Regions from separate parts of the Mus musculus genome. Here region 1 is linked to region 2. A link is a loop called in an ENCODE intact Hi-C map of the cell type or tissue named here. Cell type or tissue: heart. All regions are shown on one strand.

Region 1 (8,000 bases), 110 kb before region 2:
TCAGAATTAAAAAATATACTTTACTCACATACCCCCTACCCCAACACACAGTTCTAAAAGTCTGTCATTAGGGGCTAGAGAGATGGCTCAGCCGTTGAGGACACTTACATCTCTTGCACAGAACCCAGGTTCCGTTCAAAGCACCTAGAAGGCATCTCACACGTGGAATTCAGGCTGGGGTGTGCGTGTGTTCAACACCTATTCTGACCTTTTCTGGGGTTCCTGTGCATTCATGGTGCACATACCCCTCAATCAATCAATCAATCATCAATCAATCAATCAATCATCAATCAATCAATCAATCAATCAGTTTTTAAAGGTCTCTCAAAGAGAGGCAATGATTAATGTTTTGTGTCTATCAGAAGTGGCTTATCTGGCATCTGGTAAATATTAACCATATCCTTTCAAAAAACAAAAGCTGTTTTTTTCCTCTCTTGTTTATGTAAACAAAAGTGTGATTATGCAAATTTTCTTTGATTTCTAAGACTCCATAACTGGCTTTTCCCCTAGCCTGTTTGCTCTAAGCAAAACTGCAGCTGTATCCTCTCCCACTCGTGACAGCGCTTGCCCTCTCTCACTGGAAAGGTCCTAAAGTCACTGACATATTCTTCTACAGTTCCGATGTGGTCATAAATCAAGTTAGTACATTCGAAACCAAATGGGAAATGCAGACTTCTGGACATGCAAGGATGCCGGTATTGTATTTCAACTCCCCCAATGGACGGCTCACTTAAGGGTTAAGGGGATGGGAGCATATGCCTATCATTTTAGCAGCTGGAGGTTGCTGCAGAGGTGGAAGAGGAGGAGGAAGAAGAGGAGTTGAAGATTGCCTCAAGAAAAAGAAAAAGAAAATGACTAGGTAACAGAAATGTATCCACATCAGAGTCCCAGGACCAGCAGGGAAAAGACAACAACTCTGCCCCAGAGGCCTTAGAAAGCCAAGGCCTTAGAGGTGGACTGGACATCCTTGCTTAGGAACCTTCTGTTCTTATAGAGAGCAACCTGAGGTACTTCAGAGAGGCCCCAGAAAACCTACTTGTCTTTCACTGGCCCCAAGGACTCACTTGCTGTCATGTTACTAGTTAAGCACACATCCTGAGACAAAGTCCTTTCTAAAACCTTCATTTCTCGTTTCCATCTTTTGGTACTGACTGCCCAACAGTGGAGGGCTTACTCCTGCAGTCAGCAAACGGTTACGGGATTACATGGCAGCCTCCAGCTCCCTCCCCGGAGCTGCAGCCAATTCCTGGGATGAGTCACCTTGTCATTCTGGCTTCTTTTCAGCTTCTGCCGCCCCTGTCCCCACTTAGTACTCCCCAATGGCCTCTGTGGTCACCAGACAGACAGCTCCCTGGCTCCCTGGAGAAATTTCTGGTCTTCCACACACGGTCATGTTCTCTGCCATGAAGACAGGGAGCCTGGCTAGAAGGGGTCTGGGAGTAGAGGTGAGGCCAAATGCAGCCCCTTACAGACTGATGCTAATCCACATATCCTTGGGGGGAATGGACTATTTCCTAGTCAATAAATCATAGGGTTAGACCTGTGTTCAACAGTTTGGGTTCCAGGAAACAAAATAAGAGGTTTGTAGGCATTTGGAGAAAAACTAGCCCAAGCACTACCAAACTAAAGGAAGAGAGGCCTTATAGGGCTGCCTCGTCTCTGGGCTTTAAACAGACCATTTAGAGATGGCGGGCAGGAGGGGCAGAAAGAGGTGTTGCTTACAACCTAACACGAAACGGGCAGAGCACACAGGGCTTGCCTCTTCAGGCTGGGGTCAGGAGATTAGGTCTCTGCCTTCCGCCCACTCCCATCGGAGGTGTGGAGACAGAGCATTCCTCTCTGCTGGCTCACTTGTGCCTCACTCGGATTGCAAGAGTGCTAGCAATTCCTCAGGCCGCTTCAACCTTCTCCAGAGTGAGTCTACTTTCAATCATCACTGTGTTGCCAAAGGAACAGAGAGCCAGCGCACAGGCACTCTATAGAAGCAAGCCCCAGCCACCTAACTGGTCTTCAGCATCTCCTTTCAGTGGGAGACGGAACTGTAGGAAGTATAAGGGGCCTGGCACCAACACCCAGCGCCACTAAATCAGAGCCGAATGCACATCTGGGGTGCTCTATTTAAGAGAAAGGGACTCTTTGTCACAGTTTGAACTTCAGTGGTGTCATAAGGGCAGCAATATCTATCAAATACCATAGGCATATCTCTTTCACGCTTAAGCTTTCACGGTCTGAATGAAGGACAAGACCCCACAATGCCAGAGCAACCGGCAAGGACATCTACCCTCTCCGTAACGGCTTTTCACACAGCCAGACTGGAAGCAGCCTAGTGGTTATGACGAAGGCACTACCATGCAGCAACACGGATGTCTCCAAGATCTCCAAGAAAAGAGGCAGGATCTGGTATGACATGGGCTCAATCTGTTTTTAAAAGCCATCCATGGGAGACACTATCCAAGAAGAATTCATTGGTGTTGCTTCTGGGGAGGAACTAGGTTTTAGGGTGGGCTGAAGACACACATCTCCTTAAACACCCTTGGGGCTATTCAGATTGTCACCTGGACACATGTTACCTCATTTTTTTAACAGTGAGAGAGAGACCGCTGCAGAGCTTAGAAAAGGCCACCCACCCTTGCAGATTCTGCAGCTGGGCTGCAGCAACATCCACCTGTTATCTCCCAATGGGATCAACAAGGAACAGTTAGCAAGAGGTGTTAATTAGCTGGGAAGCTACCCACTTGCCTTGGGATCTTCCTGGCCTACAGTGTGTGAAATTCCAACTTGCATGGCTTTGACACTGGGTCTTCAGCTCACTGCACCTGAATTCTGAACCGTAACAGAGTTCCTGGACAAGTCATCAGAGTTTTGGGGCCCTATCTGAGAGCTCTCTCCCCTGCACCCAGGCCAGTGTTCCCATACTTTTGAGGTTAGAAGGCAGGAGCAGTCACAGGAAATGACCCAGAAATCAATGATGTGGGGTTTGAGAGTAATCACACACCCACAACCGGAAGCCAAAGTTATCTCGACAGCAGGTGAAATAAGTCGGGCCTGCAGGCAGCTCTCGGAGGCCTAAAATCAAAGGCCTCAGAATCTCCTCTGAATCTTTGCAGCCTCTGCAGCACCTCTCTTAACTAGGTTGGCCGGTTGGTAGTCTCTGAGGATAATCCCCTGCTGGGGATGACAGGATGAAAGGGGTGGGAAAGCTGTCAGTTCCCAAATTAAGCTTGAGAACGGCCTATTTGGGGAGAGGAGGAGGAGGAGGCTGGAGGATAACAATAAAAAGCAATAAAGGGAGAGGAAGGGGAGGGACTTGCCAGGGTCAAAAAGGCAAGAGGCCCACCAAGACACAGCCTAACGTGCTCTAATTGTCTAGGCGGGAAGAAAGGGGACACCGCGGCGCCACTCTCCTGGGGGAGGGTCTCAACTTGTTTGATCGCGCTGATCTGTACAGAAAGGTTCCGACCCCCGTGGCCTGCCAACGGCGCCAATGACCAGCATGAGCTCTGGGCCCCCGGAACTATTAGGGAGCACCGCCCGCAGCACCTTCCCAGCCCACCCAACCCAGAGGACAGACAGGATGCCAGACGCTTTCGAGGAAAGGCGGGTGGGGAGAAGGAAGCCCTGGGCGCTGACGTGTTGCAAGGACCTCCCAAGCGCACGTCAAACCCCGGGGTGCATACTCCCGCAAGTGGTGACTTTCTCCGGTCCAGAGTTCCCATGCAGGGAGGTAACCCTGGGGCCTGGTAACACAGGGTGCAGGGGAGCAAGGGAGGGTGGCAAAGGGCAGTCTGCTCCCGGACGAACTCACCTTTAAGGAAGTAGACCCGCGGGCCGGCGGGCAGGCAGGCCAGCAGCGAGGTGAGCACGACGCGCGCGGCGCTCTCCTCCCGCAGCTTCTGCCAGTGGCGGCTACCCTGGTCCAGCACGACCACCGCCGCCACACCGCCGCCGCCCTCCTGCAGCAGCCGAGCGCGGGCCGCCTCGTCGGGCAGCACGTAGCGCGCCGACACCGCGCCGCCCCGGGCCCGCCGCAGCACCACCGAGTTGAGGTTGACGTTGAGCGAGCCGCGCACGCTCGACGCGGCGAAGGCCAGGTAGGGCCGGCAGTCGAGCACCACGCAGCGCGCCTCCGCCTCCTTGCGGAGCATCTTGCGCAGCTGGCGCCCGTCGAGCGACGTGACCTTCATGCCGCTGCCACCCAGCGGCCCGACGCTGCGCGCCCCACAGCTGCCAGAGGACGGGCGGGCCACCTCGCGGGGGCTGTGGCCTGCAAACGGAGCCCGGCGCGAGGGGCCGCGCGACGCTCTCCACGCCCCGCTCGCTGGGCTCCCGGCCCCGCCGCTCGCTGCCCCAGAAAGCTGGGGATTCCGCCGGCAGCGCAGCGTTTTATGTGAATGAGTGCGCGTCCTGTGACGTGAGTGCCCATATAAGGCCAAATATGGGTATTTCCCCGCCCCCTGGCTGACCACGCCCATGGGTGGAGCTTGCGGGCACCCGCCTCCACCCAAGGAGCAGGCTGGAGAGAGGGCGTCTTAGAGCGAGAAAGAGGAAGTGGCGGGCGATCGCTCCCTCTCTCGGGGGGCCCGGCGCCGAGAGACTCACTCACGCATCACCCCGGACTACCGGTGGAGTGTCAGGAACGCCACCAGGCCGAGGTGACCCACGCCGTGCGGGAAGAGGAGGTGACCGTGGCCGCGCTACGGAGCCCCTGGGGCCTCCCGGTGAATCCCGGATTCCGGTCGCTCCCGGTTGTGTCTGCGTTTGCAAGGAGATTTAGCCTCTGAGATGAGCCGAGATGCGGCGTGGCTTGGTCATCTTGATACTGGGGGCTTCTTTCTAACACGTTACCCCCACTTTTGTTACCTTTTAATTTTCCGTAATAAAAGTTCCTGAGAGTAAAAAGGAGGAGTTGTGAATGGGTGAGCCGGAGACGTCAAGTGGATTCTACTTCGGATGATTGACAGTCCCCTTTTGGCTCTCTCCAAAGATTGCTCTCTCCAATGTACCACCCGAGCTTCATAGTGAGACCCTGCCTCAAAGAACAAAACAAAACAAAAAGCCCCACCCCCACCCCCGAACAATACACCGACTCGGGAGCTCTGTGGTTCTGGGCAGCTTGTGGGGAGCTGTAAGGCTCAGTCCAGTTAAACTGTTGTCCGGGTGGCTTCTGGATTTGTGGGATTATGGTGGATAAAATGTAATCCCAGGCTGTCTGCCCCCGCTATTCTCTCGGGAGCTTCATGCTGCCTGCCCCCATTCCCGGAAAATTAAGTGTGATTTGTCCCCTCTGCAAGTATTTACTGAGGGCTCTGCTAGCTGTCAGGGCACGTGGGATGCAAATGCGTTCTGCCTACAAATCCTTTGCCAACTATTTCACTGTTATCTTTTCATGGAAAACAAAACAAACCAAACCCTTGCATCCATTTACAGCCCCCATAAGTGGATGAGATTTTTTTTTTTAAGGAGAAAGCAGAAATCACATTCTGCTATCCAATCAATCAGCCCAGCAACAATAATGGCTGGCATTGCTTCTGGGTCATATCTTCATTCAAGCAATCGATTCAATCACTGTATACTCTGTCCTGAGTATTCAGTGGCTGGCCTGTAATTTTAGCATCTTTGAGACTGAGAAAAAAATATCAAAAACCCGAGGCCAATCTAAGCAATATAGACGCCCGCACCCACCCCACCCCCCACACAAAACAAACAAACAAACAAAAAAACACCAAAGCTGTAGCTAGCAGGCTCCACCCACGTCTTTCATCTCAAGCCTCACGAAGAATACCCAGCACCGGCACCAGCCAGTCTTGTGTTAGACGCTTGGTAACACGGCTGGAAGCAGGACTCCAATCCATCAGCCCCAGCCCAGGGAGGAGGCCTGGTCCCATCTCGGGCCTCTGTAAGTGTCTGTGTCTGCACACCCATGGTGTGTGGGCTGTGGTGGAAGTGGAGAAAGTTTCTCAGCCGATGAGAGCTGAGACAAACTTCCAAGAATGAGTAGAAACCACTTGCTGTGAAGGAAACAACCCAGCCTGTTATGCCTGGAGGTGTTTGAAAGACTCCCCCTCAGAAGAGAGAAATTAACACTTCTGCAAACCCATGGTTTTGTCTTCACTTCATTGTGCTTCTGTTTATTTACTTTGTCAGTTTGCATGTGTGTGTGTGTGGGGGGGGGGGGGTCAGAGGTCAGTTTACAAGGGACCCTTTCTTTCCTTCCACCATGAGGGACCTACAGATCAAACTCAGCGTCTGAGGCTTCACCCACCATCCCCACAGCCCATGAAACATTCTGGGTGGCACCTTCTTCCTAGAGAGCTGCAGGCTGCCCTGAAATCATGATGCAGGTTAGGCCAGGTTGGAATGGTACCATAGAGGCACAGCCTAGTAACCCTGAGACCCTCACCTAGGACCAGACTGCCCCAATCTACACAGCAGAGATTGCTCCCCTGAAAGTTCAGCTCACGGTGGCTCACACTAAGGTCCTAGAATTGCACACCAGCCAATCTGGATTGCCCTCCTTCAAGAGGCATGAATTACATACCTGGAAGCTACAACAAAGAAAATATCCTGTCACCTTGTCCCACGAGGCCTGATGTCTCAGGCTACACACTGCCCAACCCATTTGTCTTTTCCCACTGGAGCCAATGAAAATGTGTCCCATTCTTAAAAACTAAAGAGAATTTGAGACATTTGGACCTTATGCACTGGGTCCTAGTGACCTGGTTGAATTACCATTTGAGGTCATCAGGGAAGTGGCTCTGTGGAGGATGGAGGCTTTATCTGAGAGTGGGAGTGGGATCCAGACTGAGGTCAGGGACAGGGACAGCAAGTTTTCATGGATAATCCAGGCCTGAGCCGGTAAAGACTTGCTTGAACTTGGCAGGCAGTGGTTACAGCTGGAAAGAAGTCACGTGAATGGGAGAAGATTTAGAAAGAAAAGGTCCAAGGGGATGTGATGGAGACACAGGGATGTGATGGAGACACAGGGATGTGATGGAGACACAGGGATGTGATGGAGACACATGGATGTGATGGAGACAAAGGGATGTGATGGAGACACAGGGATGTGATGGAGACACAGGGATGTGATGGAGACACAGGGATGTGATGGAGACACAGGGATGTGATGGAGACACAGGGATGTGATGGAGACACAGGGATGTGATGGAGACACAGGGATGTGATGGAGACACAGGGATGTGATGGAGACACAGGGATGTGATGGAGACACAGGGATGTGATGGAGACACAGGGATGTGATGGAGACACAGGGATGTGATGGAGACACAGGGATGTGATGGAGACACACGGATGTGATGGAGACACACGGATGTGATGGAGACACAGGGATGTGATGGAGACACAGGGATGTGATGGAGACACACAGGGATGTGATGGAGACACAGGGATGTGATGGAGACACACAGGGATGTGATGGAGACACACAGGGATGTGATGGAGACACAGGGACGTGATGGAGACACACAGGGATGTGATGGAGACACACAGGGATGTGATGGAGACACACAGGGATGTGATGGAGACACAGGGACGTGATGGAGACACAGGGATGTGATGGAGACACACAGGGATGTGATGGAGACACAGAGATGTGATGGAGACACAAGGATGTGATGGAGACACAGGGATGTGATGGAGACACACAAGGATGTGATGGAGACACACAGGGATGTGATGGAGACACAGGGATGTGATGGAGACACACAGGGATGTGATGGAGACACACAGGGATGTGATGGAGACACAGGGATGTGATGGAGACACAGGGATGTGATGGAAACACAGGGATGTGATGGAGACACACAGGGATGTGATGGAGACACACAAGGATGTGATGGAGACACAGGGATGTGATGGAGACACACAGGGATGTGATGGAGACACACAAGGATGTGATGGAGACACAGGGATGTGATGGAGACACACAGGGGTGTGATGGAGACACACAGGGATGTGATGGAGACACGAGGGATGTGATGGAG
Region 2 (8,000 bases):
CAAATGAATGAGTTATACTTCCTGTTTGTAGCTGACCTCCCTTCCCTAGGTCACCCCTGCCCCTCAGTGCTGTCTGAGGTTCCAACACTTGTGTATCTGCAGTAAATGTACTATGATCCCAATATCTGAGCGCTGAACACTGTGGGCTTCTGTCACCCTAACTCTTTATGGGAATTGAATGATACCCATAGATGTTCCACATACAATTTGAGGGGTTCTTAAAGCCCTCTAACGCACATCTGTGGGTCCCAGGTGTGAAACCTTAACAGGTACATTCCTCTCGTGCCACACATGAGGTGACACGTGTGTGTGTGTGTGTGTGTGTGTGTGTGTGCGCGCGCGCGCGCGTACTCACATGCTTGTGACTTGCTCACGGTGACCCAGTAGGCTGGGACTCAAGAAGCAGGATGGGCTTGAACCTCGGCTCCTCCCCTCTTCCATAGTGGCTGCTCTGCCTTTAGCACCAAGTGGGCTCTCTGAAGAAGGATATCCCAAATTAGATCCTACCCCCTCAGAAGGTCTTTCTTGTGTCTCATTCTCTTCTTCAGACCGGTATTTTTGCTCCGTGCAATGGGGAGGGCAGCGACAACCGCATGGAAACGCACAGACAGGAAACAGGAATGCCCCTGTGTGTTCGAAAATATTAAGAAATGAGAGTGTGTGGGGAGGTTGGTAACAAGTTTCGCTGCGGAGAAAGAATGTAGTCCTGGGGAAGTCCCAGGAGAAATCTATCGGACTGAGTCCAGCCTCAGTGTGGCGCTCTCTCCTCCCCTCCCCAGTGTGGGTGGTCCGGGGTAGCCTCGGCGCCCCCATGCTGTGCGCTCTGCAGGTGTGCGGAGACTCCTCCCCCTCCGCCAGCTCGCCACTCCCCCTCCCCCAGGTTTGCCCACTTCCTCTTAGCCATCCGCTCAGCTTTTGGCACCTCACCCCTAGCGCCTGGCCCTCTTCTGTCACAGCAAAGTGATGTTCAGTTTTGTATGTATTTGTTTCAGCTCTGTGTGGCCCATTACATGAGAAGGTCACTGTGAGCAGGACCTGGATCCTTGGTGTCTGGGGCTCCCTGCAGCCACTCACTAAGGTAAATCAATGATGGCATGGAGTAGTGTTCTAGTTTCCTTACCGTTGCTATGATAAAACACTCCGACCAAAAGCAGTTTAGTGGAGGGAAGGGGCTTCTTGGCTTACACTTCCGGGTCACAGTTCATCACGGAGGAGAATCAGGGCAGGAACTGAACCAGGAGCTTGAACCAGAAACCATGGAGGAATGCTGCTTGCTAGCTCATTCTTAATGGAACTTTCTTATTCAGCCCAAGACCCATCCGACACAGGGACTGATGTCACCCACAGTGGGCTGGGTCCATTTTTATCAATTAACAATCGAGACCATCCGCCACCCCCATAGACATGACTACCCGCCAATCTGATCTGGGCAGTCTCTCAACTGAGACTGCCTTCTTGGGTGACTCTTGGCTGTGTCAAGTTGACAGTTAAAGCTAACTGAGACATATGATTTTGGACTTTGACTACTGAAATAAATGACCTCTGCCCCTCATTTCTGAAATCTTAGACAGGCCTGAATGTAGCTGGGTGCTTGCTTCAACCTCTAAAGCACAGAGGAATGGCGAGTGGGGTCCTGCTCCTCAGAGCTGAGGTTCCATCCAGCAAGGGCACACATCCAAACTGGCCTCTCGGATTGTTCTCGGTCTTCTGCTGCTCTTTAACAGCCCATTGGATCTGGGACGGCATCTTGCCCCCGTTCCCACTCCCACTCCCAGCTAGCCTGCCCACTAGTGGTTGAGAGACTATCAGTCACGGTTCTAAGGATGGGTTTCTCCTGAGGACTGCAGGCACCAAGGCATAATTAAGGAACTCGAACAGGTCCTTCTGCCTTCTGGGCTCGCCTCCAAATAATGGCGCTGCGCAGAGAGTAGCCTGTTATTCACACGATCCCCCCCCCCCCCCCCCCGTTTAGGTGGAATATCTTCTTCTTCTTCTTCTTCTTCTTCTTCTTCTTCTTCTTCTTCTTCTTCTTCTTCTTCTTCTTCTTCTTCTTCTTCTTCTTCTTCTTCTTCTTCTTCTTCTTCTTCTTCTTCTTCTTCTTCTTCTTCTCCTCCTCCTCCTCCTCCTCCTCCTCCTTCTCCTCCTCCTCCTCCTCCTCCTCCTCCTCCTCCTCCTTCTCCTCTCCTCCTTCTCCTTCTCCTCTCCTTCTCCTTCTTCCTCTTCTTCTTTTTTGTAACCTGACACCCACATCTTCATGACTGCAGCTGTGTATAACTCTCACAAGGAGGGAACCCTGACCACCAAATTCTTCCTCCTTCCTCCTATTTCTCTCAGTGTTGGGATGGTAGAGGTGAGGTGAAAGATTTATGCCACAAAGAGGTACAAGCCATTTTCTCCTCCGAGGCTCCTGCTGGGGGTAAGGGGTGGGTGAGGAGCCCTGATACCAACAGCTATGGACTAGCCTCCTCTTAGCAGTCAGCTTCTCTGCTTTCCAGAGTCCCCAGCAGCTGGAGGTGGGGTCTGACCTTGGACATCAGGGAACAGCACGCGCAGGGGCTAAGTGACCTCAGTTCGGTAGATAGGTGTCTGCTCCTAGAAACTGCCTTATTCCCCCTCACTATGCTCCAGTTCCTTCCTCCCGGCCACCTCAGGTGAAAAGATCTGCATGAAATTCTTTTGCCTTTTCTTGCAGCCGCCAAGTCTTTAACTTTCTTGCACCAATCGCCTTTTCAGGAGGACAAGAAATGAGCTATGATAGGCTATTCAGGAAGTTGAAGACAGCTGATTGGTGCTAATGGGTGTGGGGCGGGCCCTGCCTCTGTCCCATTCTTTCTAGTTAATCATGAGAGAGGCTTTTAACAGAGTCCTACAACCTGGGTTGACTTGAGCCGTCCCTCACTGCCTGGCTGACTCGTCTCTGAGCGTCTTGATAGGGGCCCACCACATCCCTTCCCACCTTACTCAGCTGGTGACTCTGTCTTAGATCACTGCTCCGTGGCTTGAGCACTTTGTCTCTGCTCCGGAAGAGGTTTTGCTCTGTCATAGCTCTCCTCCTCCAGAGGCCAGTGCATCAAAAGAGAGTCAGCACCCTGTAAATAGTTGTGATCCTAGGTGAGTGGCAGGTGTCACACACGCGTGTGTTGCTTGCCGTGACGAAAATGCAATGCGCAAGCAGAAAGCAACAATTGGTTCTTTGTTACAGCATTCCACGCTGGGTTCCATCCAGCATGGCTCCATACCTTTGCGGGGGGAGGAGGGGGAGTAACTAATGACTGCCTCGGATTCCTAAGGGTGAAAGGCTTAGAGGCACTGGGGGGCGGGGTGGCGGCGGGGGAGGGCGGCTAATGCAACCCAGTGTGAAACTCTGCCTCTGTCTGCTATGCTCTCCTTCTGTGAACTCCAGTACTTGATCTCTTGGTATCCCTAGTTTCCTCATGACTAAAATGGGACTGATCATAGTATTAAATAATCTTATGCGTAAAGCATTTACAATGTTGGCTAGCACACAGTAAGCACCGTACAAATTTGCTATTATGAGCACTAAGTGTCACTCTGAAGAGTTCCGTTCTTTTGTAACTAGGAAATGTGATTCTTTTTCCTTAGTTTTCCAAAAGAAGAAAAAACAAAAGAAAGGAAGGAAGGAAGAAAGAAAGAAAGATAGATAGATTTTATTTTATTTATATGGCTGGGCGTGGTGGTACACACTTTTAATCCCAGCACTTGGGAGAGACAAAGACAAGTGGGTTTCTGTGAGTTTGAGGCCAGCCTGGTCTACATAGTGAGTTCCAGAACAGCCAGAGTGAGACCCCCAACTTTAAAATGTGTGTGTGGCCGGGTGTGGTGGCGCACGCCTTTAATCCCAGCACTCGGGAGGCAGAGGCAGGCGGATTTCTGAGTTCGAGGCCAGCCTGGTCTACAAAGTGAGTTCCAGGACAGCCAAGACTACACAGAGAAGCCCTCCCTGTCTTGAAAAACAAAAACAAAAAACAAACAAAAAAGAATAAAATGCGTGTGTGTGTGTGTGTGTGCACATATGCATGTGTGTGTGTGTGTGTGTGTGTGTGTGTGTGTGTGTGTGTGCACATATGCATGTGTGTGTGTGTGTGTGTGTGTGTGTGTGCACATATGCATGTGTGTATGGCTGCGGAGACTAGAGATGTTGAGTTTTCCTGGAGCTGGAGTTACAGGCAGTTATGAACTGCCTGACATGAAGCCAGGCCCAATTTTCTTTAAGACATTCAATCCTTGGACCCCCCTCTAGTGGCGCCATCTAGTGGAGAGTGTCAAACTTGACGCTCTTACACCCCGACTACTCAGCTCTCCCGTTGGAGTGTGGAAGTAGCCTCAGACAGTATGGAAATGATGAGGGAGGCTGTGTTCTAATAAAACTTTATTGACAAAAACAGAAAGCAGGCCAGGTTTGTCCAGCAAGCCACCATTGGCCAACCCTTCATCTGCAGTAGTTTTCTTACAGACGTTGTCTCCATCCTTACCAGAGTCTTCTGCCATAAAGCTTGACTATGGGTCTGAGTGTTCACTTCCTCTAAGAAAAATGACAAAATACACACAGAAATGGAAATTTGGGGGTGAAAACTGGGAAGAAGTCCTTAATCTGTTTCCTCTTGCCTACATCAGTGATATAACACAGAGAAAAGATGAATCCGAAGCTAGAAAATACGTGTACGGAAGCCAACTTTCTTCTGGCAGCTTAAGTCTTTGCTCTGTCGGTCCATCTTTTACTGCTAGTGCGGTGTTTGCCATAGGACCCTGATTCGCAGAGTTCCAGTCACACTACCTTTTCTAAGAAGCCCGCTGAGACCCTGCCACACAGCTTAAATCTCCATTCCCTGAACTCCCACAACGCTGGTCTCAGAGCTTAAGGAAGTGGCAAAAATCCCAGTTCAAGGTATGGGGCCACTGCTATAGGTGTCTGAGCAAAGACCTTGAGGAGTCTGTCGGGCTGGCAGAGCACACATAAGGCCCCGGGTTCTGCCCAGCTAGCATCGTATAGAACGGACCACAGTGACACATACCCCAGCTCGGGGTAGACAGACGCAGGAGGACTAGAAGTTCAAAGCCATCCTCACTCACCCTGGAAGAAATGAGATTTTTTTTTTTCTAATGAAAAGAAAAAAAGAAGGTCAGGTCTGAAGTCTGGAACACGTTTTGGGTTTTTACTTGCTTTATAAGGTAGTTTGAAATCACACGTGGACTGATTTGCCAGTTGGCACAAGGAGTCCTGCCCCTGTCAGACCACCACTCCTCCTCCTCCTCCTGATGCTCAACACTGACCGCCAGCACGGTCTAAGCTTCTCTGGGCAACTCTTGGTCCGAGGTCCACCCTGCTACAGGGCATGGCTGCTTGGGAGGTGAACGGTGGGGAGTTTGTGCTTATCCTGCGCAGTGCTCAGACACGTCTCCGTCTCTGGGAGTGGGAAGGTGCAGTCTGAGATGTGAGAAAGGTGAAGCTATATTCTCTGGCTTCTGGGCCCCCAGTCACCACTGGAGAACCACACAGAGAAGTTGAATGAAGTGTTGGGGAGCCACAGGTTCACGATGGGGCCGAGACCAGGCGCTCCCAAACTCCTGGACATCTAGGTGCTGCTGAGTCATAAGGAGCTGAGAGCAGAGTTGGGGGCCGTGGGCTGAAGCCCGGGGCCAGAGGAAGGGGGAAGTTCCAGCTTAGCTCAGCTGTGATTGTCCTTAGCTTGGTGGCTGTTGTGGCTAGGAACGCAGAGAGGCCTTCTATGGGAGAATTAAGCAACAGCTCGATAGTCTAATGCCTTCTCCATGGCTCCCCATGGCAGATCTTGATGGAAAAGACAGTCCGCGGTTCTAAACTGTTCATCATGGAAAATGGATGCATACTGTACCAACTTCTAAGAGAGGACCCAAGATTAAATACCCTTTGTAGGGAGGAGTGGAAAGGGAAGCTTATTGGCTAAATCCTCTAGGTATCTTCATTAGCATGGGCCTGCATGAACACTGGTCATGTTTTCTTATGTGGGGTGCATGGCACATGTTCCAGGTCAGGTATTTGGCAGGGAGTGAGGAGTCGCCGAAGTTTCAGGTGTGTACCCACCAAGTCTCCAGATCTCAACCCACTTTACCTAACCAAGCCTCCTGGCATGGTTTTACATCCCATGGGCAGCTACCATCATTTTCTAGGGGTCACGGTGAATGGATCCATTTGATCTGGTTCTGGGAAGCCTAATCTGGTATGTTATTATTAATTATCTAGGCTGTCGTGTCCCTGGACCTGTGACTCTTGTAGGAATATCTTCTATTTCAGTGTGGTGTGTTCCCCCAGAAAATGGAGGATATTTAATGATTGACCAGCTATATCCTCTGTGGGGAATAATATATTGCCCTGGTAGGGTTCAAGGGCCAGAGAAAGACCACATGTGACTATTCTGAAATGTTCTAGTCACTGGTGACAGGAGCTGTATGGAACTGCCACAGAAGGGGCCGAGAGGCAGTGACATGCAGGCAGAGAACTGCTCAGCTCTCAGCCCTGTTCCGAGCATCAGGCTTGGTGTGTGGAACTGAATCAAGTGGCTCATGTTATGTCCTTACAAAACACAAGCAGCCACCTTGCGGCTTACTTCATATTTCCATCAGTTAGACTCCAGGTGTACCCCTACCTAAAAAGGGCTAATAATCATCTCTTCTAGGCATAAGGGCAAGCCTGGAGGCTACCATATGGTGACCCACGTTCTGGACAGTTGTGGGGCTTTGTTACAGAGAAAAAAAAGGCAACTCCCACCCACCCTGCACTCGGAGAACCTATGTGAGTTGCTGGTGAGCAGCTCACAGATCATATTAGAGGGTGTGATGGTTTGTATATGCTCAGCCCAGGGAGTGGCACTATTAGAAGATGTGGCCCTTTTGGCATAGGTGTGCCACTGGGTGTGGGCTTTAAGACCCTCATCCTAGCTGCCTGAAAGCTAGTATTCTGCTAGCAGCCTTCAGATGAAGATGTAGAACTCTCACCTCTTCCTGTACCATGCCTGCCTGGATGCTGCCATGTTCCTGCCTTGATGATAATGAACTGAACCTCTGAACCTGTAAGCCAGCCTCAATTAAATGTGGTCCTTATAGGAGTGCCTTGGTCATGGTATCTGTTCACAGCAGTAAAACCCTAACTAAGACAGAGGGATACAGAGAGAGGCAGTGATGGATCTACTATTGTCTGAGGCTGGCATCAGGGTAAGGCGCAGCCCCAGACCTCCCATACACAGAGTGAAGTCCCTCCAATTGCTGTGTCAGATCCTGAAAGCCTGCCTGGCTCGGAGGTCACTTTCAGCAGTGGAGAAGGTTTCCGATTGCTATTATTTAGTACGTCCCAGTTCTGCTTAAAAATAGCAACGATCCTGAGCAGGTCAGAAAGATCAATAGATCCATTTAAGCCGCAGACCCAAAGAACCAAGTAAAATGCACCAAAGTTTAGAGAAACAAGATAGGGAGAATTCCCTATCCAACTAAACCACGAGGAGGGGGCTGCACGGGTGAACAGAGTAAGGAATTCAAAGGTGGCAGGGGCAGAAAGCTCAGCTAAGAACAGGAGACTGGAGTCAAAGGGCTCCTGGAGGCTGGGAAACATCCTTCTGCCTGCGTGTGCTGGATACTTAAGATCCCGTTCTAAGGGAGCAAATGATGCTGCAGAAACTTGCACGGCACTGAGGTATTCTGGGAAGTTCGGCTTAGGTAAGTGGCTGGATTTAACGAAGGAACCCCACTGCGCACATCCCTATACAATAACCCCCCCCCCCTACCTTCTTCATCCACAACACTCCCATTGAGGGTAGTTTGGTTTGGAGCCTAATTCAGATCCCACGTTACACAAACATTCCACCATGTGGCTGTGTCCCCAACCCCTTTAGCCTTAATAGCCATCTTTCTGGATATAGTGAAGTTCGCTAGGCATCCAGGGTTTCATCCATTTTTGTTCGAATTACCTTTCCCCCTCTCCTCCTACTCCTCCCTCCCTCTCCTCCCTG

Evidence for each region. Hi-C counts contacts between places; a loop is a spot of excess contacts. Peaks named below come from ENCODE experiments on the same cell type or tissue, not always from the same donor. Only the 100,000 strongest peaks of a DNase experiment are listed, where the experiment ranks them.
Region 1: a loop joins it to region 2, with 4 times the contacts of the local background. A loop is called at or near these places in 17 of 42 quality-filtered maps.

Annotation. Positions count from the first base shown.
Region 1 is chr19:53,525,502-53,533,501 of GRCm38, reverse strand. It overlaps Dusp5 (dual specificity phosphatase 5), which reads right to left and starts at 4,357. Exons shown (of 4, transcript NM_001085390.2): 1 at 3,806-4,357. The coding sequence starts at 4,184. In heart, a CTCF peak has its summit at 4,207 (motif pointing left); DNase peaks (open chromatin) are centred at 1,281, 3,681 and 4,461; H3K4me3 peaks cover 4,355 bases; H3K27ac peaks cover 4,518 bases.
Region 2 is chr19:53,416,300-53,424,299 of GRCm38, reverse strand. No RefSeq gene overlaps it. Among named protein-coding and RNA genes, the nearest start is that of Smndc1, 30 kb to the right of the region's middle. In heart, CTCF peaks have their summits at 1,775 and 4,277 (motif pointing left); DNase peaks (open chromatin) are centred at 2,719 and 4,279; H3K4me3 peaks cover 2,423 bases; H3K27ac peaks cover 3,054 bases.